6 separate regions of the Mus musculus genome follow, and regions 1, 2, 3, 4 and 5 are each linked to region 6. A link is a loop called in an ENCODE intact Hi-C map of the cell type or tissue named here. Cell type or tissue: heart. All regions are shown on one strand. Links, peaks and the distances in the headings refer to the core of each region. The heading gives the core; the rest is flanking DNA. Region 1 has its middle 14 kb from the start of Gm32769. Region 2 overlaps Cgnl1 (cingulin-like 1). Region 3 has its middle 24 kb from the start of Myzap. Region 4 has its middle 38 kb from the start of Polr2m. Region 5 has its middle 53 kb from the start of Gm32769. Region 6 holds the start of Aldh1a2 (aldehyde dehydrogenase family 1, subfamily A2).

Evidence for each region. Peaks named below come from ENCODE experiments on the same cell type or tissue, not always from the same donor. Only the 100,000 strongest peaks of a DNase experiment are listed, where the experiment ranks them.
Region 1: a loop joins it to region 6, with 2.8 times the contacts of the local background. A loop is called at or near these places in 10 of 42 quality-filtered maps.
Region 2: a loop joins it to region 6, with 7 times the contacts of the local background. A loop is called at or near these places in 19 of 42 quality-filtered maps.
Region 3: it touches region 6 in a loop (6-fold over the local background); 19 of 42 quality-filtered maps call a loop at or near these places.
Region 4: a loop joins it to region 6, with 6 times the contacts of the local background. A loop is called at or near these places in 25 of 42 quality-filtered maps.
Region 5: it touches region 6 in a loop (2.0-fold over the local background); 17 of 42 quality-filtered maps call a loop at or near these places.

Annotation. Positions count from the first base shown.
Region 1 is chr9:71,356,754-71,361,964 of GRCm38, forward strand. No RefSeq gene overlaps it. Among named protein-coding and RNA genes, the nearest start is that of Gm32769, 14 kb to the right of the region's middle. In heart, for the core only: a CTCF peak has its summit at 2,400 (motif pointing right); no DNase peak of the experiment used is centred there.
Region 2 is chr9:71,622,322-71,627,532 of GRCm38, forward strand. It overlaps Cgnl1 (cingulin-like 1), which reads right to left. Exons shown (of 19, transcript NM_026599.5): 19 at 4,186-5,211. Among named protein-coding and RNA genes, the nearest start is that of Myzap, 33 kb to the left of the region's middle. In heart, for the core only: CTCF peaks have their summits at 1,749 (motif pointing left) and 2,621 (motif pointing left); no DNase peak of the experiment used is centred there; H3K27ac peaks cover 1,290 bases.
Region 3 is chr9:71,613,662-71,618,872 of GRCm38, forward strand. No RefSeq gene overlaps it. Among named protein-coding and RNA genes, the nearest start is that of Myzap, 24 kb to the left of the region's middle. In heart, for the core only: CTCF peaks have their summits at 1,202 (motif pointing left), 2,721 (motif pointing left) and 3,910 (motif pointing left); a DNase peak (open chromatin) is centred at 2,720.
Region 4 is chr9:71,445,171-71,450,381 of GRCm38, forward strand. No RefSeq gene overlaps it. Among named protein-coding and RNA genes, the nearest start is that of Polr2m, 38 kb to the right of the region's middle. In heart, for the core only: a CTCF peak has its summit at 2,639; a DNase peak (open chromatin) is centred at 2,621; H3K27me3 peaks cover 823 bases.
Region 5 is chr9:71,318,219-71,323,429 of GRCm38, forward strand. No RefSeq gene overlaps it. Among named protein-coding and RNA genes, the nearest start is that of Gm32769, 53 kb to the right of the region's middle. In heart, for the core only: a CTCF peak has its summit at 2,230 (motif pointing left); DNase peaks (open chromatin) are centred at 1,753, 2,503 and 3,843; H3K27ac peaks cover 681 bases; H3K27me3 peaks cover 235 bases.
Region 6 is chr9:71,212,898-71,218,108 of GRCm38, forward strand. It overlaps Aldh1a2 (aldehyde dehydrogenase family 1, subfamily A2), which reads left to right and starts at 2,892. Exons shown (of 14, transcript NM_009022.4): 1 at 2,892-3,066. The coding sequence starts at 2,950. It overlaps Gm3458 (predicted gene 3458), which reads right to left and starts at 2,489. Exons shown (of 4, transcript NR_110518.1): 1 at 2,350-2,489; 2 at 1,092-1,142; 3 at 803-842. In heart, for the core only: a CTCF peak has its summit at 2,414 (motif pointing right); DNase peaks (open chromatin) are centred at 2,474, 3,064 and 3,624; H3K4me3 peaks cover 2,308 bases; H3K27ac peaks cover 1,247 bases; H3K27me3 peaks cover 3,208 bases.

The DNA of each region.
Region 1 (5,211 bases), core at 862-4,861, 140 kb after region 6:
ATGTCCTCACTCATTCTTTCATGCAAACAGAACACATCTATCCCCAGCTTACTGTGTCTTAACTGTTGACATCAGCATTGTTGAGATAAGTGACTTACATACCACTGTTCTGTAGCAGAGAACAGGGAGAGCACACTTTGAAAGTCCAGTAGTGACAGAAGAAGGAAATTAGATATTTCCTGTGAGCTGGGTCTTAGAGCAGGAGAAACTTGGTCTATGACTCCCATGAGTGAGCAGCACACACAGAATGAATGGGGAAAAGAGCCATGGAAGGCTGAACTAGCAACCACGTTTCCTAGCATTGGTGTTGACGGATGGGGACAAGCCAGCTGAGAAGGGTGATCCAGGCTCATGGCTCCTTTTGCTGACAAGCCATATTGAAAAGGACATTAGTCTTCTGGGTGGCTTTTCTCACCCATTCTTGTGGGCTTTTGGATGGTTTAATCACAAAAGACAGCATCTCCATGACCTGGTTGGCAGACCTCAGATAGTTATGTCTAAAGGCTGTCTTCTGCTGTGTTCCCCAGGCATCCAAGACAGGCAGGCAGGCAGGCAGGCAGGCAGGCAGGCAGGCAGGGTTTTCCATTATGTTTCCTGTTGTATAGAATTGATGGGGAAGTGTGTTGCCTCCATCCCATGTGTCACTCTGGGGACTGTGCCCACGGATGAAGTGGACCATTACAGAGGACACACCCATCCCCTTCTCATCTTTGAACTCGGCCATGTGGTGTCCAGACAACACATGTCACACCTGCATGTGGGAGAAAAGCTTTGCTACGCCCGCCTAGACACAACCAGATGTTGACTTGAGAGCCTGCTCTTTGTCTCCTCACTGGCTAGCTGCGGACATGAGGAAACAACCTTGGCAAGAATCTTACAGAGCCTTCAAGTGCCCTTTACAGCCTCCACCTTGAGGAGTAAATGATATGTGTGTTTTCACGGGTTGCTCTATCGTTATTATTATTTCTTGTTCAATTCCCCAAATAGAATCGGAAACTGTATCTCGTGGCATATTTTATCCATTTTGATTTTCCAAATCTGATTTAGCAACCACATTTCATAGCATACCAAAGAGGGAAACAGTTCTAATGAGTTTCCAGAAAAATCACCAACTCTGAGTCCAAGCGATGCAGCCTCTGTGGAGTCCCTGTTAGCCCCCATGAGCAAAGAGGGGACTTTCATCCTTGCATTGTAACTTGAAATTGGCACCTCCCAGTCCTTTCAGAATGCTGAATCAGTGTTCTCAAATAGAGGAAGTCCCAGGAGAGGTTAGATTAAGTCTCACTTTAAACGAATGGTATGGCTTTATGACTTCCCACAGTCACCCCTGAAATGAGCTTGAGAGACAGAAGCTTTCAGAGATGTAAGTCTTGTTGGTTGCATAGCACTCCTGAAACCTTTGCTGGTCTCTCGGATGGTTGTGGAATGATGAACCTATCGATCAGCCTCTTTTGTAGCTTCAAACCTGGGTAAATGATGATGAGAGGCTGTATCTCCTTTTAGTTAGGAGTGATCAGTGGTGAGAGATCTCTGTTCAGCCAAAGGGGGAAAAAAGGTCTCTAAAAAGCCCAGGGATGGTACAGGGGGATGAGGTGGTTATAGGCTCTTCTGAGGCCCCTGGGGGTTTATGGTGGCTAGCTTCCCAGACTGGTGTATCTCAGGCCACACCTGGTGGTAAGAAGTTCATTGAGAGTCTGGAGTTTGTATTTATAAAGCTCCTCTGACCTGGTTTAACTGGGTGCTAACCTGATAAAGGGCGTCACAGATAGTCACACTTGTCTTTTTTCTTACTTTTATGAACTGCTAAAAATATTTCCAAGAGTCCAAATGTAGGTAGATGCTGGGTTTTTTTTCCTCGTACAATTATGGGTGGGGATTTTCTGGGTTTTTACTTGTTTGCCCCCCCCCAACTCCCCTGACACACACACATCGTAATGAAGTGTTTCACGTGTTTTAAAATCCTTTAACAGGAGGATGTCAGCAATGACCAAACAGACCCACTCTTCCACCAAACACACTCGACTCAAACTCCATCCCAGACAAGCCCCGTTAACTTGGCAACCCATTTAACCTTTTGGAGGCTGGCTTCTTGTTTGTGAAGTGTAAGCAATAAAACAGGGCTCTGTCTGCCTGCAGAGCTTGTTAGGCACACCCAAAGAGAAGATGCACAGGAATATATTTTGTAAAATGTTGTCTGTGCGATGGCAGGTAGCAAACGGCCCAGCCAAGTGTTGACCTGGAGGGGTCATTTATGCTACAGGGGAGTCGAATGCTAATTCAATCGGCTTATCTATTTTACCCCATAGGTTAATCTGCTTAATTAATTGCTGGTTACTCTGCTAACTCCTTCATACATTCAAGGTCTCCCCACATCCTGAATCATCAGGTACTCTTTTTGACCACTAGAGGGAGCACAGCCTTTTCAATTCCCTTTTCTCCTGAGTATTGATTGTGCTGGATGGAGCCTTGGGGGTTCTCATGCCAACAGTCACTAAAGGAGATACCAAAGTCCCAGAATAACAGATAAGCTGATGGTCCTCGGTCTGTTCTTGATTTGAAAATATTAAAAGAGAAAAAAGAAAAAGTAAGAATATGAATCTCTTCTTTTTTATGAATCTCTTCTTAATTGAAGTTAAATTAAAAGATATTCATGGATGCTATATAATTATAAATGTATATATAATGTATACACATAGTTCCTAATTCCATCCACCTAGAAGGCCGACAGTTAATAGCACCCAACACACTGGTATTGAAAAGCACAGCCAATATCCACAGCTTGGTTTTTAACATCATTATTGATTTTATTTATTTTTTCTAAAGCTAGAATTTCTTTGGAAAAGTAGTTGATCCCAGGATTTGGGTGGGAGAAAACACAAGATGCGCCCTGAGCACTGTGAACTAATTGTGAAGTATGTAAGTGCCTCAAACATGTTTTAAAAGAACATTGGATCTGACTCAAAGGACCTCCCAACAGCCAAAGATAGGATAATCTGAAGAGTAAAACACGCAGTAATATTAAAAATGAAATGAATAATTGTGAACCCAACTGGTGTAATAAAAGAGGGAAGAAAAACAGCTCTTCTTGCAACATGATTCCAGTAATGAAGTCGAAGGAAACAGGAAGCAGAAATCCCTGCTAGGCATGCAACAGCTTTAACTGTTCATTGCTGGAAGAGCCATCCGAGGCTCTACGATCAGTGGGACAAGAAGGGAATGGTTGCACAGGGTCCAGGTAAGCTCCTAACAGGATGCTTCTCTGGGGACCATGCAAGCATAAGGACCTGAGCTCCAGCTTAGGCACTGTGTGGAGAAACCTAGGCGTGTGAACCAAGCTTGTAATCCCAACACAATGTAGGAGAAGGCAGAGGCAGGCAGAGCCCAGGGAACTGCTGGTCAACCAGGCTCATCAACGTGGTGACCTCCAGGCCAGTAAGAGACCCTGCCCAACAAACAAAAACAAAATGGACAGCTTTTGAAGAAAGACATTCACAATTGGCTCTTGTCCTCCACATGCACACACATACCTACATATGGGTGGACCCACAGACTATAAGTGCACACTCACACACAACTACACCCCCATACACTGACATGCAAATACATATATGTACAAAAAAGATACTTGTTAATTGTATGTGAGAAAATAGTGCCTTTATGGTGGAAAAAATTTAGATACTGCCTTCATGATGTGAACAAAATTAACATCACCAGTTATAAGACATGTCCAGATATAATTCACTAAGAGCACATGAGTGTATGGCATTGCACCAAACAGATAAAGCCTTGACCTAAACTTGAGGACTCACAAAAGTAATTTAGTTTGATAGGCGTGGTAAAAAGAATAACAAGTATTGTTCAAAGCAACTTGAGAGGCTGAGGAATTGTCACACCTAGAAGGAGCTTCAAGGGTTGGGAGATCTGACTGGAGTGCAGAATTCTAGACTCTGAGAAGGAATGCTAGTGAGAAAATTGGTGATATTTACACAGGATCTGTAGGTTATTAGGTAGTTTAATATAAACCAGTAACTAGAAAGTCCCTTGGCTTAATCATTAAACTACACTTTCAAGATGTCGGTATTAGGGAAAGCTTGGTGAACACACAGGTGCAGCATGTGACTGGAGTCCCACCGAGGTCACCACTCACTCTAATAGGTAAGCCTACGACTGCTCAGCACTTCTGTTAATAAATAATCAAAACCGTAAAACAACAACATTTCTCCTTAAAGACTTACATAGACAACTGGAACCTTTGGGGGGGGGGTAGCTCTCCCCAAAGCCTGTATCATGCACGAAAAGTCACACCTACCCCAAATTAAAGATGGCTACAGATGAAACCTTATGAATTATGAAATATTTAATGGTCAATGAAAAAGAGGAGCTGGTGGTATTGACTGGTGTGGAAAAACAAACAAACAAAAACACTCTCCTTGTGGACAAAGAAACGGAATCACAGAAGCTAACAGAATTGGCTTACTGAAGTAGACTCAGAAGACAGAGGTTCCTGTCCAGGTGTGAGAAAGATGGTGATTTCTAAACCAAGAGTTCCTGGTTGCCAGTAATGTCAGCAACTGTCTAACCGGTGGGAAGGTGCTCCAGGTTTCTTGGACAGAAGAGTCAGAAGTCCTAGGGACCCAAGCTTCAGGTCACCCTGGAATGACCACTTCTACTTGGTATCAACAGTGAAGTCACTTGGATGGCGTCCATATTTGGCAAGAAGGAGGGGCTATGACAACAGCTCTGGGAGCTGGCACTAGAGAGGGAGAAAAAGTCTGAACCCACAGGCATCTGATTAACATTTCAAAGACTTCTTTCAGAGCAGTAACAGCCTTCAGACACACAGAATGGAAGTTCAAGCTTCTTGCAAATTAAGACTGGGTATCTAAAAAAGAAAGTCCCTGTCTGTCATTCCTGTGGCCTCACAGGACACACCCTTCTCTTGTCACAAACCTTGGGGCTGGAAGTACCTAGCTGTCATTTGCCAACACCTCAACTATTTTAAATGAACCTTAACACAGAAAGGTTAGGACATCGAAGACACTAGAAAGATGTTTGGCATACAAATGAAATAGAAGGTGTACAGCTAACTCCATTAGTATGGCATCCCCGTAAGTAAAGCCTTAAGTGTATTTTCAGCCAAGTGTTTTATTGAAACCCAGTCAAACTTGTAATTGTTTATCTAAGGATGTGTTATGCCAGGCACACAGGATT
Region 2 (5,211 bases), core at 609-4,608, 410 kb after region 6:
ACAGAGGGGTTGATTTATTTCCTCTACAACCCAATTTCAAGAAGTGAATGATGTTTAGCCAGCTATCCATGTATAAGTCAGGAGTTATGGGGTGTACTCTATTCTTGTATCAAAGAAGGCTTCAAGTTTCTCCTGCTCTCCAAGCCCATTTCTAGGAAGCAAGCCTGACCTAGACAAGCCACACAGGACACAATCAGTAAGAAGGGCTGGTGGCATGCAGGTGACAGGAAGGGGATCTGCAGAGAGGAGGAGGGCAGGCTGTCTGCCTTACACTCAAAGGTCTTAGGCTCCAGATACAGACTTCCATTGAGAGGCCAGGGGCTAGAGGTCTCAGCAAACCACCCAGCCTCTGTGCCTAGGAAAATCAGCAGCACCTACTAGGGAAGAGCAACGCCAAGAACAGAGGCCCTGCTGGTGCAAGGCCTGCCTGGTGCAAGGCCTACCCGGTGCAAGGCCCTGCTAGGCTGGCAAGAACAATGGACCAGTATGATTTCACTGTGTGCTTGCTGATGACCTTGGGCAAATCTCTCTGTACTTGTTCCCAGGCACTTGAAAGGGAATTTAGGCTTTGTCTAACTGCAATCTTTGCAGTTAAGAGAGGAGTTTATAAATAAAGAATTATCCCCCAGGTCATGTGGCTCACGGGTAGAGCACTTGCCTACCATGTCAGCCTACCATACATGAGATCTTGGCTTCGATCAAATGTCATAGAATGACTGGACATGGTGTCACATATCTATAATCCTAGCACCTGGGAGCTGGAGGCAGGAGGATCAGGAGTTCAAGGCCATCCTCGGCTGCATGAGACCCTGACTGGGAAAAAAAAAATTTTTTTTTTACATTATTCTCACTACCTCAAAATACTATCAGGCAAAGTTGATCAGACTGTGCAGTTCTGAGGTGGTGCCTCCTGCTTTGTGAATCATGGGAGAGGGTCACCTGTCACCTCCCCAGATTGTGCACACAATGCTTACTTCCTAGTCCACAGCATGCTACACTGAGGCCACACTGAGGTCAGAATCCTGTCCACGGGTGGAGTCTCACTTCCCCTGGGAAAGGCTGGGCTCAGAGGCAACGTCTCCCAAGATGAGCTGCCACAGCCACACCAAAGTCCTCATGTGTTCTCTATGCCCTGCAGCATTCAGCTAGCCTGGACACAGGTCGATCCTTGTGAGTCCATCCAGAGAGCCAGGCTGCCACCCTCCCCTCTCCCAGGACTACTCCCCCAGCTTAGCAGAGACTCTGCAGCCCACTCCCTGCAGGGAAAGGTTTCACTGTGAGCTCACTTGACTCTGTGATCTGTGAGGACTGTCTGTGTGCTGGCTTCAATTTGCAAGTGCAGTTGTGAATTTCAGGCTGTCACAATCTGCTCACTGTCTGATGACAGTTACTCTGGTGACAACACTGTTAGGTTTTTCACCACAAAGCATTCTTTGAGGCAGAGGGAGTGAGTAAATTCTGCAAGAACCACCCATCCTTGGGGACTTGCTGATGTTGCCTAAATGCCATCAGTGAGACAATATAGGGCCCAGTGACCGCCCAGAGTGGCCCTGCTACCTGGTTCAGACTCAGAGAAGTCAGGATTAGGGCTTCAGCAGGGAATATCCCAGTGGGACAGAGTTCTGAAGATCACAGCTGCCAACTTCTTGGATCACCAGTTAGAAGAAGCTAAAGGAAAGGGTGGTGGGGAGTGTGTGTGTACAGAAGTTCACTGTGATCTCTGTCGACCCCTAGTGGCTCTACTAAGTGGAAGCAGGCAGGCAGCAGAAGTGAGAACCTACAGGTACAGGGGTGGAATGCAGGTGGATTGGAAGGCAGTGGGAGCCCAGCTCAGGAATGACATGAATGGCCTGGGTCTTCTTGGGCGTGTGACTTTGGTGGGATGAGCAGAGAGTGTATTCCAGAGCCTGACCCGGATTTAGTCCTAAGTGTCCATATCCTGCCCTGTGCCTCTGGCAAGGTTATGTGTGCCTCTGTCTAGGTCACCACACTCGCCCACCAGGACACACTCCAAGGTGGTTGTGAGTCTGCACACCATGTGTGGAGCATGGCAAGTAAGCCAGGGATACACTGGTCCCTGCACAGCACACAGACTAGAGAATGGAGGGCTGAAGCAGAAGGAGAAACAGACAACCAACATGACATCACCACAACAAACAGCTTTATGTCTAACTCCTAGCTCCACCACTCTTGTTGTTGTTGTTATTGTTGTTGTTTTTGTTTGTTGTTCTCTGTGTTGCCCTGGCTGTCCTGGAACTCACTCTGTAGACCAGGTTTGCCTTGATCAGCCTGTCTCTGCCTCCAGAGTGTTGGGATTATTTTTTTAAAAAGATTTATTTACTTATTATATGTAAGTGCACTGTAGCTGTCTTCAGACACCCCAGAAGAGGGCATCTGATTTCATTACAGATGGTCATGAGCCACCATGTGGTTGTTGGGATTTGAACTCAGGACCTCTGGAAGAGCAGCCAGTGCTCTTAACCAGCCCCCAGAGTGCTCTCCGGCTCCCAGAGTGCTGGGATTAAAGGTATAAACCCACGCCACCCTGCTCTTCACAAATTTTCATTTCATTATAAGCTGCCAGGGTCCCCAGACTGCTTAACGCTGTCGCCTGCCCCCTGCTGGCGGGTTCTATAGGTGCACTAGCTGCTTCCTCCAAGGGCACCCAGAAGCAAAATGTACAACGTGCCAAGGTTCCTGCCTTGTCTGTACCGTTCTCCTGAAAGGGCTGTGTTTATTCAGGAAAACCCTGGGCATTCTGGCAGGTTTGTTGACCCTCTATGGTGAGACCTAGCTGACAAGAGTCTGCCTGTGGGACCCTTGTACCCTCCTTGCATACAGTAGCTGGTGTGCCGAATGACTTTCAGAACATATTCATCTTTATAAACCCAGAACACACATTTGTGTCCCGCCTCTCCTCTCATTACTGTTGCTTTATGGAGACTTAGGCCAAGTCTTGGGTCAACAAACAGAAAAGTTAGTGTTTAACAGGTCCGAGAACAAGGGCCAGGTGTGTTGACTCTTCTGGAAGGCCAGACATTTCTGGATTGGGAACTCTTAAGCCCCTAAAAAGAACTTGCTTTTAGCTGGGTTTTTGTTTTGTTTTAATTAGAAGGGCAAATTCTAATGAGTTGTGTAAGAGTCAGGATTATGAGTATTATCCATGAGGTCAAGGGTGGAATGTCAAGAATGTGATGGGAAGGCAAGTCCTGGGGAGGACTTGGGTTTGGGGTTTTGTTGTTTTGGCTTTTTTTTTTCCTCCCTTCACTCTGGGCTTCCTGAGCCTGTTCCTCCCGACAGCTCAGGACCAGGAGCCACACAGAATATTACTCCCAGCCAGGGGATCCTGAGAAGAGACCTACATCAGTCTGGTAGTTTGCTGGGGGGGCGGGGGGGGGGGCGGCATGCTTACATACATGGAGGGGACAGGAAATGGGACCAGATGTGACTTAACGCAAGCAGTGGTAGAAAATTCAGGAAGGACTCTGAGGGATCTGGAGAGCCATGGCTACCAACATATGGGCTCCCCAAGTCCCAGGGAGCACACCCAAGATTGCTGCACCCAAGAGAAATGCCCAGATTCCACATGCACTCAGGTCAAACCAGTCATCTTTGGAAGCTGGGGTGTGGAGATCAGCTCCCTGAAGTGGAGAACAGAGGGGACACGGTGGTCTAGGGAGAAGTGGCCCCAGCTCCATGGGAAATGGCGACTGTAGGGAGCCTGTTAGGAGAGCGACAGAGCACACAACTGTGCTTGCAGAGGAGGCAGCCAACCTTAGGAAACAGGGATCTGATTCTCAGTTGTCAAGCTGGAGTAACTTCCCTTTGTGATTTTGGAATGAACCAGCTGGGACTCAGCACATCAAGGCCATGGCTAACATTTCATCAGCATTCACTGCTCACCACCCCATAGTCTCTCAGAGTGGCCCTGGGCAACCCCTGTAGCTCCCAGCATATACATTGGCGCTTTCTTTTTGCTTGGACCTCACTAATTCCACATAACTGGCGGGCCACCAAGCTCCCCAAATCCCCGTCTCCACCTCCCCAGGAATTACAGGAGTGCGCCACTACACTTGCCTCTTGGGTGTGGGTTCTGGGGATTGAATGGGTCCTCATGCTTGCACAGTAACACAGCATCCAAACTGGACAGAAATCAAAAGATAGAAAATAATACAAGAGCCAGGATTCCTGTCAAGTGACAGTTTATTGAAAGGAAACCTTGCTTTATCCATGAAGTCATTCCCATGGAGGTAGCTGTGATAAAAAATGTCTCTTCCCCATGACAACGCATAGTAACCAATCCCTACTAAAAGACCCACCAGAATATTCCAACTGTCATGGTGGAATGACACTCCAGAGCAGGAAAAACAAATTTATAAAAGCCATACAGTGATTGTCTTCTCAACATTGCACTTGGCAACATGTATGTTTTTACAGGAGATATTTTTAAGCTAGCTAAAGAAAACGCTCTTGAGCAGGATTAGTTCTTAAAGGAATAAACAGAAAAACATGTATATATAAGAAGACCAAGGGATGCTCAACAGATTCGAGCTGAGAAGGACCTGGAGTCCTAATCGCCACCTTGTCCCAGGATGCACCTGTCAGGATCACAGGGAAGAGATGAGGCTGGGACTTACAAACCTCGTTCTAAACCTCATTCCAGTGTCGCGTCACTCACTGACTATACTGCACACACCGGCTCGCTGCCCACTCCATTACAGCACAGGAGACATGCCCTCATCTCGTTTAGCCTCCTCTGGTGTGTGTGTGTGTGGTGGGGTGAGGGACTCTACAAGTGTTTCCAGTGGTGGCCTCTGCTCTCCCTTCCACGAGCTATCTTCCTTCATATAGTTAGCCCCATGGCTACCAGAAGGAACTGACTGGAATAAGGGCTGGCTAATTTTTGTCAAACCACAAAACAAACACCCTTCCTCGGGGTCTTGATTTTTGTCACCTGAATCTCTGGGATGAGCAGGCTGAGACATTTCTAGGCTGAGTACAAATATCGAATGATGACATGAGAAGATTCTAGGAGCTAAAGAATTCCTGTGTGTTCTGGGGAACCAGCCAACCAATCGCAGGCCATCACATTCCCAAGAGGACAGAGGTTCTCCGAGGCTGAGTATAGAGAGGTTCAGGCTGCATCACACTCTCCTGGATGGTTACAGGAGGGCAGGGTTGGTTGGGTTTTTTTGAGACGGGGCCTCCTAT
Region 3 (5,211 bases), core at 415-4,414, 400 kb after region 6:
AAAGTAGAGAGATAGATGATGGTGCTCAGCTGTGTCTCCTTTCTGTTCAGTCTGGCTCTGCACCCATGGAATGCTGCCTCGTGCCTTTAAGATGTGTCTTGCAACTCAGTCAAACCTAGCTGCAAGCGCTATCACAGACGTGCACAAAAGTATGCTTCCAGGGTGACTGGAGAACACAGTCAAGTTAGCAATGAAGATCATCATGAGGCACGAGCAGCCCAGCATCCTGCTCCCAGACTCGAGGGAATCGGAGATTCAAATCTCTGTACACCAACCTGGTCTCGCATCTGGGCACAGGGCAGAGGCATCCTTCAGAGGGACAGGATGTTCGGGAATCAAAACCAACACTTTGGAGACTTAGAAAAATGGATCTAAGGGGAAACCAATGTTTCTTAAAGCCCTCCTTGTTTTCAGGATCTCCTCCCAACTCAGGGAAATTATATCTAGAGCCAGGCGCTTATGGTGTTTGTAGATTGCTATTTAATCCAAGTCTAAGGAAAACACTGAAGTGCACTGTGTTCTAATTACTACACACCCACTGCACTCTCACAGTGCACTAATCAACCATTTTTTTGCTAAAATTAAATAACTAGCTCTTGGCTATTTAAAAAGCAAAAACTTAAATAAGAGAAAGGTTTGACTTTAGACCAGAATTAAGTTCAAATACCAATTATGACGTTCTAGATGTTAAATTTATATAACTGGTCCAGTATAGTAGTAACACATGCCCCTAATCATAGCTAATTGAAAGCCGGAGACAGGAGGATCACAAGTTTGAGACCTACCTAGCTATACACAGCAAGTTGAAGGCTAAACCAGGCAAGTTACCAATACCTTGTCTCCATTTTTAAGATTATAAAAATGAAGAGATGAGGATACACGGCACTCAGTCAGCTCCAGACCCACCTCCACCCTCAGCTCTACAAGCAAATCATCTTGTGAATTAATTAAAAGGAAATCAGTGGTTAAGAGCACTTGTTCCTGCAGAGGATCTGGGATTCAGTTTTTGGTTTTTGTTTTGTTTTGTGGGGGTGGGGGGTGGGGGTTCAAGACAAGGTTTCTCTGTGTAGCCCTGGCTGTCCTGGAACTCACTCTGTAGACCAGGCTGGCCTCGAACTCATGGGATTCATTTCTAAGTAGCCACAAGGCAGCTCACAAGCATCAGTAACTCCAGGTCCAGGGACACAGCGCCCTCTTCTGGTCATTGTTGGTATTGCATGCACATTGTGCCTATGAATATATACCAGCAAACTACCAACAACAACAAAAAAAATCTTAAAAATGTTTTTAAATTTTCTCCCTCCTTCCCTCTTTCCTCTCTTTCCTCCTCCTCTCTACTCTCTTGCTCCACCCTGCTTCTTTCCTTTCTGCCTCCCCCTCTTCCTTCTTCTCTCCTCCCCTTCTCTTTCTCCCTCCAATCTCACTGCTTTTGAGATAAGCTCTTATTACATAGCTCAGGCTGGCCTTGAACTCATAATCATCTGCTTCAGCCTCCTGAGGACTGAGGCTATAGGCACACGTCACCTCATCCAGCAGTCTCTTTCAATAACGAGTCTATGTGAGGGAGGGAGAAACCCTGATGACTGTCGCCAGCCCGGAAGATAGGGTACACTCACATGCAATAGCAATTACCACTTCTGAAATACACTGGGAACTTTTCAAAGGGCTCGGAGTGAAACCACAAGTCATCTAGGCCCAAGGAAGCAGAGGGAGAGGACTGACCTGGGCCTCAAAGCTTGGACCATGACTCTACTCAGCATTGACTATCCACCAGACACTTGGATAGGAGGACAGACTTCCACACCTTCCCAGGATGGCCCTGGGGCAGGGAGGAGTCCTGGGTGACAGAATGGGTGTGACAGGTGCTTGGTAAACAAGACAGGAAACTGTCTTACTCAGGATGACACCTGGCTATCTGTAGTACTATGGCCTTGTGAGAGCTGGCCTCTGCTGAGACATGGTTGCCAGCAAACAGTCTCCATGACCCTGGACTAGCCTGTCTTTCTTGGACCTTATGGTTCCCTCTCCAGACTCTAACTCCCCTCACCGCATCAGTACCCAGGGCTGTTGAACCCCCACCCCATTGCCCACATAAGGCTTTGTTTATCCCAAAATACCTAGTAGTAAACAATGTGTGAGTGTAAAATAGCTGCCAGCAACTATAGTCAACTAACAAACCCCTCCCCCAATCCAAGACCATCGCTGCCTTCCCAAGCCGCTAAAGCCAGTTATTTCCCCTTTCCTTATTTAAGGAAATAGGGCTAGGCTGTTCCTATCTGTCCCTAGCTGCTTCCTACATGGAAGAAGAACCCACCCTCACCTGGATTCAGCTTTCTGTTACTAAGGAAATTTGCCCATCACTTCCAAATTTGTCCCAATCTATCAGGAGTAGAGTGTCCTGTCAGTTTTACATCCGTGACCTTTCTGTGTGACCTTAGAAGCTATCAGATCTGCCCTCTTCCTACCGGCGGGGCTTATAGAAAGTTCTAGGGACCTGATAGAGGGCGTTTGGATTGGAAGTGAAAGAAGATATCTACAGAAAGCACAAGAGTCAACCCCCCAGTAGCTTCCATCCACACTGCCCCTTGGATTCTGGGAAGCCTAATGTTGTGGTTGATTGGCCATGATTGATATGAAAGACCTAAAGCAGAAACAACTTTAAGTCTTTCTGTTTCTGCGGTGTTCACCCTGGGGTAACTGCTGTGCTCTCTGCTGCCACCCAGTGGCTGTATTGACAAAGACCAGATGGGAAATTTAATCTGGAGGCTCTTAACAATGGGGCCTGGGACCAACAACAGCCGGTCTTAAATCCTCAAGGTTATTCTGAAGCACATTCAAGTTTTCGGAGCAGTCAAAGGGGCTTTCTGACAAGCTTCATTACCCAAGTTCAATCCCCAGGACCCAAATAGGGGAAGGAGAGAACTCACTGCTGCAAGGTGTCCTGGACCTCCACATAAGGAAGCTGGCACATGCAACTACACATATGCAATCAATCAATCAATCAATCAGTCAATCAATCAATCAATCAATCAATGTGATTTTTAAACATTAAAAATATAAAAAGAACTAAAACTCTCCAGTTGTGTTAAATTTTTTTTCAATCTCCTTCTCAGGGAAGATGAAGCCTGGAAATGGTATTTAAGCTCCTCAAAAATTATGGTGCCAGGAGCCGGGGAGATGGCTCTGTGAAGCCCTTGGAGGAGAAGCAGAAGGACCGAGCTCTGATCCCAAGAGCCCACATAAAAAGCTAGGCACTGCCGCACATATGTGCACCTCTGGCCTCTCTGTAGGCACGCATACCACCTACACGCTGTACACACACACAACACGGCTCCAAATCTTTTCCAACTGCATCTTCAGTCAGTCTCCATTTATCCTGGGCTCTAACTCAGTTGAGGTCCAAATATCACCCCTGTTTTCGCATTTCTAAAGATGCGTTCACTGGGAAGGTGATTACTACAAAATAAAAGGCTCCAAGACTTCACCTATTTCCAGGTCCCCTCAGACACCACCCAGGAAGCCTTCTCCTATTGATTGCTGTGGCAGATATGGTCATTTACATTTTGAACCTCACACTTCGTTTTTCTGTGAATCAAAACTTAATTTTTACTTAATAATGAGTTCTTAGTGGGCTTTTTTGACCCACCAAAGCTCATTGTCTGAGCCCTCTTTGTCCCAGCATTGGCTGGTGCAAAGCAAGCACACAGAACATTCTCTTTAAAGGAACTATCAAAATTGGGGTTCATGGCAAACTCCGGGATCAGAATCATTAGAACAGAAGCGAACAGAGGAGCACGAAGTGACCCTGGCAAAAGAAACCTTGGTGTGGTCTTCTTGGGACTCTGCCACTGATGGGTAGGGCCATTTTCACACCGGTGGGCCAGAAGAGGCCATCAGCTCCCCCTGCTGGCTACTGTATGTGTTACACCAAGACTCTACAGGTAACTGGAAAAAGCCTTCCACTGCCTTCTGCTTCCTAAGGACCCCACAAGGAACCCTGTAGCCTGCAGAAAACGTGAGGGCCACAGTCGCCACTGATACTTAATAGCTACAGATGCTGTCTCTCACGGTCTACACGGCTTTGGTTCAAACCTGTGGTCATCCCAGGAAGATGAGGCCAACACTGTGAAATAGCTCTTATCCCAGCCACTCACCCCCTTGGGTCCCGCCCTCAGTGCTTTTTCTGGCTGGAGTTTCTCTGGTTTCAACCCACCCACCGTGGACTGTTTGGGTAGAGAAATCCCAAGTCTCATGTGAGAGTCCGGACCAGAGGGGGACTTAAAACTACCGAGAGACTGTGCTAGGTAGTTCATGTCAACTTGATGCAAACTAGAGACATCTGAGAGGAGGGGAGTTGAATTAAGAAATGGTCTTCATAAGATCAGGCTGTAGGCAAGCCTGTAGGGTGCTTTCTTAATTAGTGATTAATGTGGGGAGGTGGTCCTGGGTTCTATAAAAAAGCAGGCTGAACAAGCCAAGCCAAGCAGCCCAGTAATTGGCACTCCCATGGGCTCTGCATCAGCTCCTACCTCCAGGTTCCTGCCCCATTTGAGTTTCTGCCCTGACTTCCTCTTCCTCCTGAGTTGATTTTTTGGTCCTAGTAACCTAAGACTCGGCGGGTGAGCAAGAGATCCAGAGCTCCCAAAACGAAACAGGAGACCTGAAGCTGGTTGTCAAAAGAGGGGGAGGTAAGTAGAAAAGACAGTTCACCTAGTGTCTTGGGTTCACATATGGGGATTTGGCCTTTGCAGGACTGGGCCTCTTGCAAACCTCCTCACCCCTCTTAGAAGTGCTCCTTTTGTGTTGCTGGTGTTACAGTCACTGGAAAAGAAAACCTTCATGAGCAAACTTACTTCGGGGCCACCTCACTGGCACATGAGTCCTGGGGCCTAGTTACAGTTCTTTTGGTTCCAGGGCAGGTGGGACTCTCACGGCAAGCTCTGCGAGTCTCCAAAGGGAGGTGTCATCCCCAGGACCCCCAGGCCCAGGACCTGCACTTTCTTCCTTGTGAAATCTTCTCAATTCCTTTTTGTTGCTGGTGATGGTTTTAAGACAGGGTCTCGTGTATCCCAGGCTGTCCTGGAATTCACTACGTACCCAAAAGACCTTGAACACCTGATTCTCCTGCCTCTACCCACCGAGTGCTCAGATTACAGGAGTATGCCGTCAGCTGACCTCACATTGACTTGATCTTTCTTTCTTTGGGGGAGG
Region 4 (5,211 bases), core at 725-4,724, 230 kb after region 6:
TATATTCTCTGTTCTATTTTAAAAGCAGAAGGAAAGCTCTGGATTTGCTTAATCTTAATTCTGGTGATGAAAACAAAACAAAACAAAACAAAACACAACAAACAAACAAACAAAAAACAAAAAAACAAAACCATAGTCTTTTGGTTTCTTACCCAAAAGGCTATAGAAATTTGAGTCAGCTTAAACAGGCAACTCATCTAGCATTCCCTTAAAAGAGTGATTCAAGTAACTATGCCTGACAACCAGAGAGGACTCCAGTCCTCCCTGACCCCATCCCTGCCCACCCCAACCCCTGGGCTCCATGAATTGCTCAGAGTCCCACCGGCACCACGGCCTTGCCCCAAGAAATCTTCTTACTTCTGACTGCTGTAGAAAAAGACAGAACACTGTGAGCCCATGGGGTCTCTGAGGAATTCAGGCTCTCCTCTTTGCTAGACAGGACCCCCTGGAGAAGCATCCTTACCAGCTCTAGGACTGAGAGAAGACAAGAGGGCTAACTTTTAAGGGCACATGGAAGAACTTGGTCATCAAGGCACATTGGACTCAATGCAGCATAGGTACTAATGAACAGAACTGGAGCCAGAATGAGCAGTCCTGATTGTTCTGAGTCCTCAGAGCTGTGCTCTGAATTTCATGGACGATCGTTCACATGCCAGTATGGCTTGTGGCACTGGTTCTTCGTTTGCTTGGCTCAGCATGAAGGTTTTGCGGTGAATTCGGTTTTAAAAAGCTATTAGAATACCTATTTCAATGACTAAGATCTTCAGGGACTCGCATCTGGAAGTGGCAAAGCGTATTAGTTTGCCTCAAAAGGGGGAAAAAAAGTGCCCCAAGACATGGGATTTTCACTACTTAAAGCTGAGACAGTCCAGGGCAATCTGGAATGGATGGTCCCTCGCATTCTCTTTCTCTTTGCATAGGACTGACAGAGACCCAGTGGTGAATAAACATGTTCAGCAAATTGGCTATGCATCCTGCAAGCCTGGAAACCATCTATATCCCTGAAACTGTTAGGGGGGCATAGGTAGATCTGGAAAATGGAAGCAGTTTCTCTGAGATGGTAGCTTCTTGTTCTGGGCAGACATGGGAAGGAAAAACGGCTGGAAGGCACAGATCTGGCTTGTAAACTGTATCAATAGGGCAGATGGGGCACCCGGCAGCTCTATAAAACACCAAGCCATCTTCTGTTTAGGGACTCAAACCTTCAGGCCTGTCCCCTTCTGAGTGGCAGAGCCATTGCTTTCTCTTTCTCTCTTGGTCTTCTGTCTTTCCCAGCATTCAGTTCTTTGTCCGTGCTAAGGACAATATCCCAAGAATCACAGACAACTACCAATAGCCCTTGTCACATTTCCCTCTAGCCAAAACCATTGTTCAAGGGATGTCAGGAAAACGTTGTACACTGATCTCCATGGGGAACTGGAGGACAAGAAACGTGACAAATGTAAAGCCCAAATTACAGTAAAAGTATATGTTATTGGTGACAAAAGAGTGTGTAATCAGTGATACCCCACATCTCAGCAAAGCTATGCTAGCCTGCAGGCAGCCAGGACAAGGGCAGGAGAGAGAGTCACCTGACATAGGAACTGCGGTGCTCCAGCTCTGGATAGATGGCCATGTTACACCATTACTGGGCTCCGGACTCACGCCAGCAGTTATTCTAACAAGAAAATTCTCCCTTATTCTTTGACCTCATCATGGCTGTCTGTGGTAGCAATCAGAGGGTTAATTGAATACAATCGGAGATAGATTTGAGGAGACAGCAGTATATTAAATTAGGAGGAAGCATTCCCACGGTTTTGATTTACTTTTACAGGAAGAAGCAAAATATTGGACATCTTCTATTATTTCACTCTTGCCTGGAGGGTAAATGAGAGATAAACTTGCAGAAAATTCTAAAAAGGCTGCCTTAATCCCCAGAGACTCTGGGATGATGTTTTCATTTACAGACAATAAGAGGTCAGTCTTTAAATGCAGACGGGCACACCTTGGCAACTTTCTCAAGAATCTCCAGGTAGAACTTGCTATTTTAATCCTGAGATTTGCAAGAGAATTGCAAAGAGCAAATGCATTTTACTTTTTTTTTTTTAAATAGGAAAGTTGTTTTTAAACTTCTCTGTTCTCTCCATGGTCCAGCTTGACTACTGATGTCTACTGAGAGATAGTGAAACAGTAAAGAAAGCTCTAGGCTCTCTGAGAAAGAGGTCTGATAGGGAATGAAGACCCTCGGTGGGCACTGGATGGATGCTTCAGCGAGCGTTTCCACTTTCATGGAGCTGAGGCTGGTGCGGAAGACTCACCGTGGCAGCCTGGATCAAACTAAAGGCTGCAGCAAACATAGGACCGGTGATAGCCAGCCACAGAGTTCTCCAGAAATGGGGCAAAAGTTTTTATGGGTGCTGATTACAGGCCGGTAAGCTATATCACAATAGCTCTTCCCACTCAGCATCAGAAACCCCATTGTACAGGTGAGAAAACTATAAGCCACAAGTGTCCTCTGGCTTGTCTGAAGCAATAAGGGGCTGAACAAGAATGAGAGGGGAAGGGCCAGCTGGGTTCTGTGCTCCAGGGCCCTTTTCCTATTTACTGTTCCCAAGAGAGCAATGCCAGTAGATACAAACCAAGTTCGCCCCCATCTGACGAACCTAGGAAATGCACTGGCTCCGCTTTCCAGGAGTTCCTTAGGGATCTACAGAAGAAAATGAGACAATTGCTAAGGAATTTAAACTGTGGGGTAAAATCATCTCTTCTAAGTTGTTATTTATTTAATGACAGAGATAAATAAATGTCACTAAAAATGGTAGCCTATGCATTGCTAACCTTTGGGAAGACCCAAGTCCTTTGGCAAATTATATGTGGAATATTGAAAGATTACAGAGGTCAATTTTCCTTCACCCTCAATCCCTTCTCCCTGTGACAGTTTTAAAAAGTTACATTCATCAATTTTATCATTTAGACACACATTTCGATCCTGGTCTCCTGTGCAGGCTCTGTCTGAGCACACTTCTCTATAAGCAAGCTTCTCTCTGCCGATGGACCCCGATTGGTGGAGCCTGACTCCCTTCCACATTTACAGCGTGTTTATAGACCTTAGAAGCCATCAACCTAAATTGAAAACTGTTTTTCGAGGTCTAGCATGCTGTGGGCCTTCTTCTGAATTCATTTGGGAAGGACTTGGGTCTTCCCAAAGGTTAACTTAAATAAAAGGGAAGTTGGGATAGACGAGTAAGGGATTTTACTTGTTTGGTTTGGTTTTGAATCCTAGTATAAGGTGCATCTGTTGACCAATGAGGTCTAGAACAGAGAATGTTCGCTTCTGTAAGCCATTAGCTTTTGCTTTATTCCAGAAAGTTGTGTTCCAGGGCTGGTGATGATGTACTTCTTTTGACAGAGTGTTTGCCTGGTACTCACTTAGCCCTGAGTCCCATCCCCAGTACCGCATAAACCCGGCGTGCTACTGCTTATCTGTAATCCTAGCACTCAGAAGGTGGAAACACAAGAGCCAAGAGTTAGAGGTCGTCCTCAACTATATACAGAGTTGGAAGCTGGCCGGGGCTACATGAGACCCTGTCAGAAAGATAGAATAAGAAGAAGAGAGAAAAAAGAAGAAAGGAAAGGAAAGGAGAGGGGAGGGGAGGGGAGGGGAGGGGAGGAGAAGAGAAGAGAAGAGAAGAGAAGAGAAGAGAAGAGAAGAGAAGAGAAGAGAAGAGAAGAGAAGAGAAGAGAAGAGAAGAGAAGAAAAGAGGAAAGAAAAGGCCAGACACACACACACACACACACACACACACACACAGAGAGAGAGAGAGAGAGAGAGAGAGAGAGAGAGAGAGAGAGATTTAGCTGAGTTCCAAAAGACTACACAGAATAAATAGTGGACTTGGTGTGTGGTTGGTTTTAGATAATTTCTTGATGATACAGGTACATGGTATACATTTCAAAAGAGAAAAAAAGACATTACAGTGCAAATCATGTCCTTCTACCCTGGACCTGGGCCACCTATTTCATCAGCCCTGATGCAGCCTTCTCAGCTTTGTCCTTTGGGCTGTTTTCCATGCTTCCCCACAGCGCTCCATTTCAGTTCTTCATCATGGAGAATGGTGTGCAGCCTGCTTTACACATCCTCCATCCCAGCCACACATCTCAGAGGGCCTCCTGTCCATACACAGAGTCGAAACAAGCAGGGCCAGTGCCTTGCACCTCCGAGAGCACCCCGAAATGTCATGAACCTTTGAAGTAGTTGCCAGATGATTGTTCATTCTTGGGAGTAAAAGATCTTTTTTCTCCTTGGAGGTACCACCAACCCATGTCTGGAAATGCTCTGGGAATTTTCTCCTCTTGCAGCTTCTAATCTTAGCCTCCTTTATGAGACTGGCTGACACATTTCACTTGTGTACACCTCAATTTAATTTTCTTCTTCAGTGAACTTAAGAACAAAGCATCTTGATTTGAGTTTAGTTCCAAGGAGACTTTGACAAGGCTTAATTTAAAAGCAGACAGCACTCTCCTGGAGTGACACAGGTGTGTGGAGGAAGGGTGAGCAGGGTGCAGATCTGGGGACTTAGAATGCAGAACCCAGCACAGGTCTAACCCCTGAGCTCCTAACATGCCCATTTTGGCTCCTTTAAACTGTTTAGTAAGTCTATATTACAACATGTACGCACATATATGTTTGTGTGTGTTCGTTAAGTGTCCATGTATATGCATTTGCATGCATGCAAAGGCTAGAGAACAACTTCAGCTGTCATTCCTTAGGTCTACTTTGAGATAGGACCTTCATTGGCCAGGCACTCAATGTGACCCTTTGGAATTAGGCCCAGCCTAATGGAATAGCCTCCCTTCAGATAGCAATATGGACCACCCTCTTTAAGAATGGGCATTCTAAGGAAATACGTGTGTGTGTGTGTGTGTGTGTGTGTGTGTGTGTGTGTGTGTGCATCTGTGTGCATCTGTGTGCATCTGTGTGCATCTGTGTGGAGACAGAAATTGGTGTTGGGTGTGACTCTTCATGTTACTGTTTTGAAGCAGGGTCTCTCACTGAACCTGGAGTTCACAAATTTGGCTAGACTGCCAGGCCCAAAATCCCTAGTGATCCTCCTGCCCCCTGGTGCTGGGATTATGTGCACATACTGCCACAGCATGCTTTGTGTGGATTCTAGAGCTCCAACTCAAAGTCACTTGCTCCTGTGACAAACCATCTCCTCAGCCTTGAGCTTC
Region 5 (5,211 bases), core at 568-4,567, 110 kb after region 6:
AGTAGGCACATCACTAAACGGCTGGAAGGGTGGATGGCTTTGTTGCCTGGTAAATAGTAAGGACAGATGGACAAAGCTGGCTGAGGAGATGGTTCATTGAGGCACATGAGGACCCGAGCTCGATCCCTGGAATCCTTAATTTACAAAGAGAAAGAAGGCAATGCATGCTAACACAGACTTGTAATACCAGAGCTCACTTCAGCTAGCCCAGCTGAAATGGCAAGCTGTCTACAAACAAACATGCTTGAACAACGATGTTCATAGTTGTCTTCTGTGTTCTTCAAGAACTGCTCTTACTGTCAGAACACAGTGGTCTTAGAAGTAGGTAGGGCAAACCTACTTCAGAAGCTGAGTGGTGACCAGTGCCCCAATGCAATCAATGTTCAGGACCAGATTCAGTTTTAGCCCTTTAAGTCATAACAGCAAAGACATCTGGAGACTTGAACATGTGTCTCATAGTGTCCCTAAACAGGTCAATGGCCTGGTGCCTCTAGCTCTGCCTTTCTCGGCTTTGTTCTTCTGTATCTGCAGCAACATTGCTATTCTCAGATCACCCTGGGGGCAGCAATTAGACTAGAGAAGAACTTCTCCATGTAGGACACGTAGAAGCATGTCCTGGGCTGGGCTGAGTGTCTTGTTGTCTATGGTCACACTACAGGTTGAGATGAGAACGAGATCCTGGGCTGAAGTTAGCACTTTTCCTCCCAGGCCCACAAGTCTGAGCCCTACCCAAGGCCTCTAACTCTTGACTCCTTCCCAGGGAACACTAAGACCCAAGTGCCTATAAAGACTCCCCTAGAGAATTTCTATTCAAAGCAGACCAATATTTAGGGAGAAACTAGTCATTCCTTGGAGATCCCGGGTCTGCTCTGAGATTCCTCTTGTAGCATATGATTTAAAAAATAAAACAAGCCAGGCGGTGGTGGCGCACGCCTTTAATCCTAGCACTTGGGAGGCAGAGGCAGGCAGATTTCTGAGTTTGAGGCCAGCCTGGTCTACAGAGTGAGTTCCAGGACAGCCAAGGCTATACAGAGAAACCCTGTCTCAGAAAAAAAAAAAAAAAGGAAAAAACCACCCATATACTTAAAATAAATAAATACATCTTTTAAAAAATAAATAAAGAAAACAAAATGAAAATGAGGGGCTGGAGCATAGCTCGTTTGGTAAGACTGAAGACTTGTAAGCTTGAAGACTTGAGTATGATCCCTAGAAAGCTGGGCTTGGTGACGGGGCCTGTAATCCCAGCACCAGGGAGGTGGAGACAGGTGGATCCCCAGGGCTCACTGGCCAGTCAGCCTAACATACTTAGTGTGCTGCAGGCCAATTAAAGACCCTGTCTTAAACAAACAAGGTTGAGTACCTCTGAGGAATGACAGCTGAGGCTGTCCTCTGGCCTCCAAATGTACACATTCCTCACGTGCATGTGCATCAGTACACACAAAAAATCTAAAAACACATATGAAATGAAGAATACAAATTGAGCCATTACCAGATACCCTGGTGCCAGTGCCTTCCACCTGACACGCACTGTGGCTCACTTGTCTGGTTGTGTTCTCGAGGCCTGGTTTTCAGGTTACTTAACACATCGGGACCATATTTCTGACTTCTCCATAAATCTTTTGCTAGTACAACGCATAACTAGTGGGACTTCAGGCCCAATCTTTTGACTCCCAGCCCAGGGTCTTTCAACTCCAGCATGAGAAGTTAGTAAGGAATCCAGTTTGGGATATGAGGAGGCTACAAAACTGGGGACTGTTCCAAATGGAGATTTCCCATGGGCAGGACAGGGCCAAGGCAGATGGTCACTCATCGACGCAATGAACAGTTGTTGGATGCCAACAAGGCAAGCCTTGCAGATTCCTGGAGAATAAGGCAGCCTCGGTCCCACCCTCATGGAACTAATACTTTTCCAGGAAATTCAAATAATAAACACAAAATTGCACAGATAATGATTAGTGCCACAGGGTCGAGCTCAAGGTGATGCGGGGAGGTCTGGTCTAGACATGAGAAGAGCTTAGTAAAATCTGTCATCAGCTTCCCACACCAGGGCCTAGTTAGTGTTATCTACCACCCTGCCTCACCAGCGTGGAAGAAAAGAATCCAGAGAATCCTTATACCTCTCACTGAATCCTTCAGTTCAGTCTCTCAAGTTCTTTCCCAACTGGGGCTGCATCTCCTCTAGCATCAGACCTTTTGGTTAGTCTACCACAGCGCCCTCTACTGGTTAATTCTCATTCACTTAGACTATGTTTCTCTGCACTCACTCACTCACTGCAGCTTACTTTCCATTCCTGATTATTCTACCCTTCACCACCCACCCTCCACTCCCTGCTTCCACGTCCTCTGTATCCCCACTAGACTCCTGCAGCCTCAGTGCCTTCCCTTGACTGTTAGAACTGAGCCACGCTCCAGACTCCGTGATGGTCAATCCTGACTGCCAACTTTAATGGGAACTAGAGAGGGAGAGACATGGCGGAGGCTTAAGACCCGCTTACACTGCAATGCGCCCTCTTCTGGCCTCTGAGGTGAGATGAGAAGGATCTGAGGGAGACTGGATCTGACTGAGAGAGCTTCCTGGCCCCAGGCTTCAGGGAAACCTTTGTGTGACTTTCCTGAAGTGACCCCCTGACAACCTAGATCCCAGTGACTCCCTCTGCCACATGATTTGTGTGGAAGTGGGGTGCCTGTGGGATTCCTGGTGTGCTCCTTTGCTTATGAAATGGCAGGTTCTCACTTCCTCTTCTGAGTAGTGTGCTCTCTCCAGTTGTGTTTGGGAACGTTACATAACTGCCCTTTCTTCTCTTTCTCATTCCCATCTCTTCCTGTAGAACGCCTTCTGGGTGAATACAGGGCTTTCAACAAAAACTATTTGTCAAGTACCTCTGCCTTGCAGTCAGAGCTTGCTGGGCATGATTCTCTGTAGATGTGGGGCCGACAAACAAGGAGAATTCCCCTTCCTTAAAGGGTTAGGCCTCTGAAATTCCTTCCTCCTGGAGAACCTCAGGTACAGATAGATAGGTATAATAGAACTACGCTAATAAAGAGTAATTCAAAACACCGTGCTCAGCTCATTAAGGAACAGCAAAAGAGTGCCAGCTGACTCAGTTGTCCTAGCTGGCACAAACAAGTCTTGCTTCTCTCTCCTTCCCTCCTTCCTACCTAGGCAGTTTAGCCACACCCATCTTTCTCTTGGCCCCTCCTCTCTCCAGCCTCCTCTCTCTCTCTCTCTCTCTCTCTCTCTCTCTCTCTCTCTCTCTCTCTCTCTCTCTCTCTCTCTCTCCTTGTCACCATTTGTTCACCGTCACCCTCCTCTGTGCCTGGCTGAGGCTGGAAGCACGTCAGGAATTTTTAATTGGAAATACCATGAGAACTGTTATCACCACAGTTTCACCAGGGAGAGATCCAGGCCTCGGGGGCCGATGATGGGTGATTCCCTCAGGCGGGCGAAGTTTAATATCTTACCTAGGTTAACCAGGGCAGTTGGCTCTAGGAGCCAAGGCCCCGAGTGGAATGTGAGAAATGAAGTCCAGTCTGACAGGAAGGAGGGTGGGTGTGCTGAATAACCCAAAATTCCTATAAAGTCTGAAGAGGTGGGAGAAACAGACAGAGCAGGAAATCAATTAGAAGGGAAAGGAGCTGGGATTCCACCTCTCTCTCTCTCTCTCTCTCTCTCTCTCTCTCTCTCTCTCTCTCCAACTGCCCACATAAAAATGACTGTGAGGGAAAGCAGGTACCACCTGGAGCTGGGAGACAGCCCCCCAGCGCCTCCTCCTTCCCTGCCTGGAGTGGCTCAGGCCTCCCTCTGTTCTCACAGCTGTCCAGCCCTGGGTCAGATGAGCTCAGCCTCTTCTGATCTCCTCCCCTGTGAGGTCACCAGCTCCCCAAGCTCCACCGGCCTTCTCCCAGGGCTCGGGCAATTTTCCCATCTGCCAGGGCCTCAGGAACAGGGTAGGGCTAGGGGAGCCGAGGATGAAGGCTGAGGATGAGGTATGCTGGCAGCGGGTGGGCTGGCCCGGCTATCATGGAGCCATATCTGAATCAGATGGTCCTATCTTCAGCTATGGGGAGCAGAGAAGGTACAAGGTGAGAGGAAGCATCAGAGAGAGGGGCCAAGGTCTGTGATCCTCATAGTCTCACCTACCAGAACTGGAAGAGATCGGAAATCAGCCCTACTCTGCCTCCCAGGCTCTTCAGCCTGGGCCCTGGATTGGAGTTGGACAAGCAATATTCCAACTCCCTTCAAACCCATAAACTCCCAGTTTGTCTGCCTCCCACAAGAAGGCCCTGAGCAAGACTTTGAGAAAAGGATTCTACTTCTGACAAACGTAATCTAGTTCAAGCTGCTTGTGTTTATTTATGAGCAAACACAGTCCCACAAAGGTTAAGTGGTGAGTCAAAAGAATATAGCAATAACTAGGTAGTTGCACTACCTTGTCTTCATATCCTCAACTGACTTTTCTTATGACTGAAGTGAGGAAGAGGAGGAGGGGGAAGAAGAGGAGGAGGAAGAGGAAAGGAGGAGGGGAGCAGCCACAGCATGCGTCAGGCTTACTGAAGGAGAAAATTATATTTATCCTTCCTTACTACTCTCGCAGCTCAAGTTATTCAAGCAAGACTTGAGACCCAGAAGGTCGGTGTGGTTCTCAGAGGCCTAAATGACATTACGTCCTTTCAGATCTAGAGCAACACGTTTTTAAGATAAAATACCATGAATCTGTGATTGTTCCTCTCCAAGTTGTTGGGATGACAAAGTCACTTTTACTACCAAACAGATACAGCTTCCAGCTTTATAAACATAGCTACAAGAATCAGTAAATCATTAAAATAACATTTAAAAGGAAAGGAGGATAAAGAACAGAGAAAGAAAGGGAGTGAGGGAGGGAGGAAGAGAAGGGAGGAAGGAAGGAAGGAAGGAAGGAAGGAAGGAAGGAAGGAAGGAAGGAAGAAGAGAGAAGAGGGAGATAGTCATATTTGCCAACTAGAATGGGTGGTCCTCTTATTCCTGAGGACTAATTAGAAAACTTTGAGACCAAGGCAGACATTTTTTAGCTGCCCCCGTGCTATGTCAAAGGGAAACTCTGAGTTCTTACAGGGCATTTTCCTCTGAAAATTTTCTAAACAAAGACAAAAGTAATGAAGGCTACATAAAGCTATGAGGAACTATGAAAGGGGTTGTCATCTGGACAAGGAGGTGGTAGGGGTTGGGGTGCT
Region 6 (5,211 bases), core at 595-4,594:
ACCATCCGTAACGAGATCTGACTCCCTCTTCTGGAGTGTCTGAAGACAGCTACAGTGTACTTACATATAATAAATAATAAAAAAAAATCTAAAAAGAAAAAAAAGATTTGGAGGGGTTTCCAGTCTAAATACAGGAAGGAAAGCATTTGTGCAAATGCTTCAATGTAAACATGCATAGTAAAAGATGGGACAAGTAACAGAACTTACAGAGAAAATGTGCTCTGTACCCAGAGAAGGTAAGGAAGTTTCGTCTACTGGTGGGAGTAGACAGCTACAGTACTTTCGCTCATATCAGCCAATAGGAATGCTTTAATTTAGTGCCTCATGTTGTTTTTGGACCCGAGGAAGGCAGATGGGAAATAGAAGACTCTGGTCCTGTGTTGATCACTTCACTGTCTAATTACAAAGTGTTAAGGGAAAGGGGCCATGAGGGAACAATTCAAACCAGCTGTCATTGAGCACGACCTAGGAGATGACCAGAGATGCTAAGTCAAGACACACTCCCTTACCTTCCAAGATAGAACTCAGTTTATCTGCATCAAGCGTTGATAAATCCTGTGATCCACATACTGACTGGCCTTTCCAATTGCAGGTAGCAAATAAGAAATGGAAGAGTTGGGTCAAAAGTGCAAATTCTGGCTTATGCTTTCAGACACTCCTTCCAGACCATTTTCAGCCATCCGGCCCACAAGATTCCCCCTTTTCTTTCTTCCTCAAAGACTTCTAATGGCTTTTCGGTACTTCCATCATTAAGTTCCCCAGAAGCATTAAGGTTCCCACAACCTGGAGTTAACTGACTTACCAGCCTCGTTTGCTGCTCTTCCAGCTGCAGCCGATGCTCCCTGAAACATTCCCAAACAGTTCTGTTCAGCTGCTGCTGCTGCAGCAGCCTCTGCGGAGGCAGCAGTGCTCCCACCTCTACCAGTGAAGTTTCACTTCCCTAGCCACAAGCAGGGCAAAAGGTCAGCTTCCCTAGATACCCGGCCTCCCACTTAGGTGGAGCACCAAGGTCTTGTCTTTGCTCCACTTTTGAGAGCTGTCCCTCTTACAGACAGTTATCTATAGATCTACAGGAAAGGTGGTGAGCTTACCCAGGAGCAAGGCTCTTCATCTTGTCTTAAAGTGACCTCCAGCATGGTGCCCTGCTTGGAAGATGGGGAAAACACCTTTGAACAAAACAAATGAACAACAACAAAACACCTCAAACAACAACTTCGACAATAAACCAAAACAAAGAACAGCACCAAAAACTATTTTTTTTGCTGGGGTGTTTGCTCTTCCTTCACCAAACCCTGAGATCATCCTCCTCCCCAACAGACTCCTTCCCTCTCTCTCCTTCCCTCCTTCCCTCCCTCCCTCCTTCCTTCCTTCCCTCCCTCCCTCTTCCCTCCCTTCCTCTGTCCCTCCCTCCGTTCCTCCTCTGTACCCCCTTCCCCTTCCCCCCTCTCTTCCTCCCTCGCTCCTTCTCTCCTGTAAGAGAGGATGAACTTGAACTTCTAATCCTCTTGCCTCCATCCAGTGGGATGCTGGGAATTACAGGCATGCATCTCTACCCCAGTTCAAGGTGGTGCTGGCAACTAAACCCAGCGTTCTAGGCAAGCACTCTACCTACAGAGCTACCTCCCCACCATTCTTCTTATTCTTTCTCAGTCTTCTACAGCTTAAATAAAGGCGATTCTTAGGAGTATATTCGGTTATTAAGACACACTCTTTGGCCATAAACGTTCCCTGTGAATAGGAATTTTTCAACTGCCTAAATTAGGCTGTATTGTTGCTCTAGGACGACGACGTAGTGCTTGCTCGGTCACTTTAGGCAGATACCCTATAAAGAGTTCTCGGAGCCTGGAACTTGTCTCACAAATTCAATTAAGACAACAGCATTCTGTCTGCACAGAATCTAAGCACCAATCATTTACGGAATTTTAGTTAATGAACACATCTAAAGTAAGTGTTTTGTAGTGAACAACATGCAAAGAAATGATTGAGCAAGAGCGAAGCAGTTGCTTGGGAGTTGAGAGTCTTCCATAGAAAAACAGGAAGAGTCAGGTTGGATAAGGCTGTGGGATTTTCATGGGGATAGAGGCAGAAAGCCCTATAAAGAGCTATCTATATGGGCTCGTGATATTGGTCCAATGATTCTCCCACGCTATCTGGAGTGAACTGTCTAGGCTACTGATTCCTGATCAGCGCCCATCTTTACTCAACTATAAGGCTGCTTGTAAGACGAGAAGGGATGGAGATGGAAGCTCAACCCGGAGATTCTGACAGGAAGAGCAACAGAAAATCCCAAGTGTTTCCCGGTGTGGATGGGAAGAGGAAAGGAAAGGGCTGGAAGGAGACCATCAAGACCTGGAATATCCAGGCAACCCAAGGCAGATGAAGCCCACGGCCTCAGGCACAACTAGGCCGCGGGGCCGGCAGAGGGCAGCAGTTGGGCTGAGAAGCCTGGTGGGGGCCAGCGCGGCGTCGGCGGTTCCAGAAGGTTCTCCTTGGGAGTGTGGGGAGCATCTATCACCCCACCCAGCGGCCACGCGCCCCTCGCGCCACGCGGAAGGCTGAGCGAAAGCTCTTTCGGGCTGCTCGGGACCCCGGGGGAGGAGAAGAGCGAGTGTTAGGAAGGGCGCGGGGCTCGGCGGGGCCGCGGCTCGGGCGCCTCTCCTCCCGGCCGACCAGCGCTAAGGCTCGCGGGGCTGCCATCGGCCAGCGCGGTCCCGCCGAGGCTGCGCTCCGGCCGTCGAGGCCCCCCCGGGCGCGCCCGCGGGAGCGTGGGCCGCGGACTTGACCGTGCGGGCGCCGCGCGCGGCCGTATGCAAATGTCCTCCTGGGCCGGCCCCCCGCGCCTGTGGGCCGCACGTCCAATAAGAAGCGCCCCCCGCTTGACACCTGCCTATATACAGCGAGCGCGCCCCGGCCGCGCAGCGCCCCGCGCACACCCACCCGTGGCCGCCCATGACTTCCAGCGAGATCGCCATGCCGGGCGAGGTGAAGGCCGACCCCGCCGCGCTCATGGCCTCGCTGCAGCTCCTGCCGTCGCCCACGCCCAACCTCGAGATCAAGTACACCAAGGTAAAGCCGTCCGGCGGACGCTTTCTGGAAGCATCCTCTGGATCCCTTCAGAGGCCGGGGGCCCGGAGGTCGCCTGTCATCTCCGCGCCTCCGCGGGGACCGCGATGCGGGCTTCTCAAGTCCCGCCCCGGTTTAGGGAGCGTCTTGGGAGAACCGGTCCCAAACAGAAGGCAGCGCGGGGATCGCCAGCGGCGGCGGACGGTGGTGACGACCTCGGGACTGCCTGGGGAGGTGGGATTTCCCAGAGCAGACCTGGGTCTGGTTCTGGAGTCCCCTATGACTCTTTAGAGCCGGCTAGGGTCCGGTCCTAGATGTCCCTAGGGCAGAACGAGGCTTAGTTCTGGGGTCCCTTAGAGCTCAGGGCAGACCGGAGTCCGGTTGTGCGAGCCCCCAAGTTTTATCAGAGCAAATGGAGTTTGGCTCTGGGGTCCCCCAGGTCTCCTCAGAGCAGTCCGGGCTCTGGCTTGAGGAGGGTGTTCCCCTGGGTTTCCTCAGAGCCCACCGGGGTGCAGTTCTCCCTGTCCCTCGGTCTCAGAGCAGAGTGGGGTTCACCGCCAGGGTGGCATTGCGGTCCGGTGTCGCCCCGCGGTCCCTCGGGTCCGGAGGTGCGCGGCCGCGCGGGCTTATCTTCCCTCAGAGCGGAGTCGCTGAAGGGTTGTCAGGACCGGAGTCCCACAGACTTCGCGGGGACCTGGCCGAGACGCAGTAGGTCTATGCCAGGATTTCCTCGGGATTTTGTAGGCAATGGACATTTTAGAAAAAGGGAAAATAACTCAAGTCACATAAATTAGCGAGCTCACTTTTGCACTGATAAGCCTAATGATTTTTTTCCTAACGAATTCTGACATCTTAGTTTGTCAAGCACGAATTATTGTTGTTAAACTGCATTAAAAAGCAATACACGCCTGCTGCCCCATGTGACTTGATCCCCTACCACTCCACCGTTCTCAGGGAAAAAAAATCCACGGGGGAAATTTGTGAAATACATACACAAAGGGATTGAATGTTATAGCAAAAAGGCGACTGTAGCCTTTAAAGCCACACTTCTTGAGAGTTCATTTTAGAATTTTTTTTTTTAATTTGATTTTCATTCCTACCGCAAACTCTCGCCAGTTAACTGCAGCGCGCGCACACGATACAGCTGATAAGTGTTCCATCGCGGGCATTACACTATACGCGAAAAGCAGAGAAGTTAAGTTGTTCGCATGTGACAACTGTTACGGTTGAAAGAGAAATGCAAAAACATCGTTTCTGAATTTTTGTTGCATTGAGTTTCAGAATAAGGATTTGTAGGATTCGTATTTTTGAATGTGGATTTAATGTACCTGTTAGCTTTTAGATGGTGTGACAAATTTTTGAAAGCCATTTTAATGAGAGGTCGTTAATGGTTATAGCCCTCTAGGCATTGTTTGCATAACAATAGTGCCAGTGTGTGGCACATCTCCGGGTTTAGGAACAAGCCAGGGAAGCCTGCACATAAAAGTTTTGTTTTATGAGGGTCCCTAACCTCTTCAGATGCGCTTTAGAGATCTTAAAAGGCAAGATCCACACGTGATTCCGGGGGTTTGTTTTACACTTACTTTTGATCAGATTATCTTAACAGCCCCTGAAAGTCTGCAGTAGATATCTTTTTTCAGAATTTCATTTGGAAGCTCCTCCAATTCTCCTTTTCTCTAGCCACCCCCTCTCTTCTCTCTCTTGTTCTACCCCAGTAGGAAAGACAACTGATTTATAGCTAATTGGAGCCTTTAATGTCGGAGTCTTTTTAGCTCCATGAAGACTTTTATCCAGTATCCACTTTCCCACTTATTACCAAGAAAAACAATCAGAAATGAAATAATGGATTGTAACTTGATTCTTTAATTTGTGGGGAGGAGGCGCCTTATATTTTGTCTTGACAAACAACCCTCATAAATGGTGGAGTAACACACATTACAGGCGAGCTCTTTCACAAAAACTTGTAAAATCAGGTATCTGTGAACGCTCCCAGCAGCTTCTGTGCTCAGCTCTTTAGTTAGACTTCTACACTTTCTAAGACAGGAACTGCGAACAACCCGTTCTAGTTCATTTTATTTTAACAGAAAGAACAGAGTGACTGCTCTTTTGGTAGCCTAAGTTTTTTTTTTTCTTTTCTCTTCAAAAGAG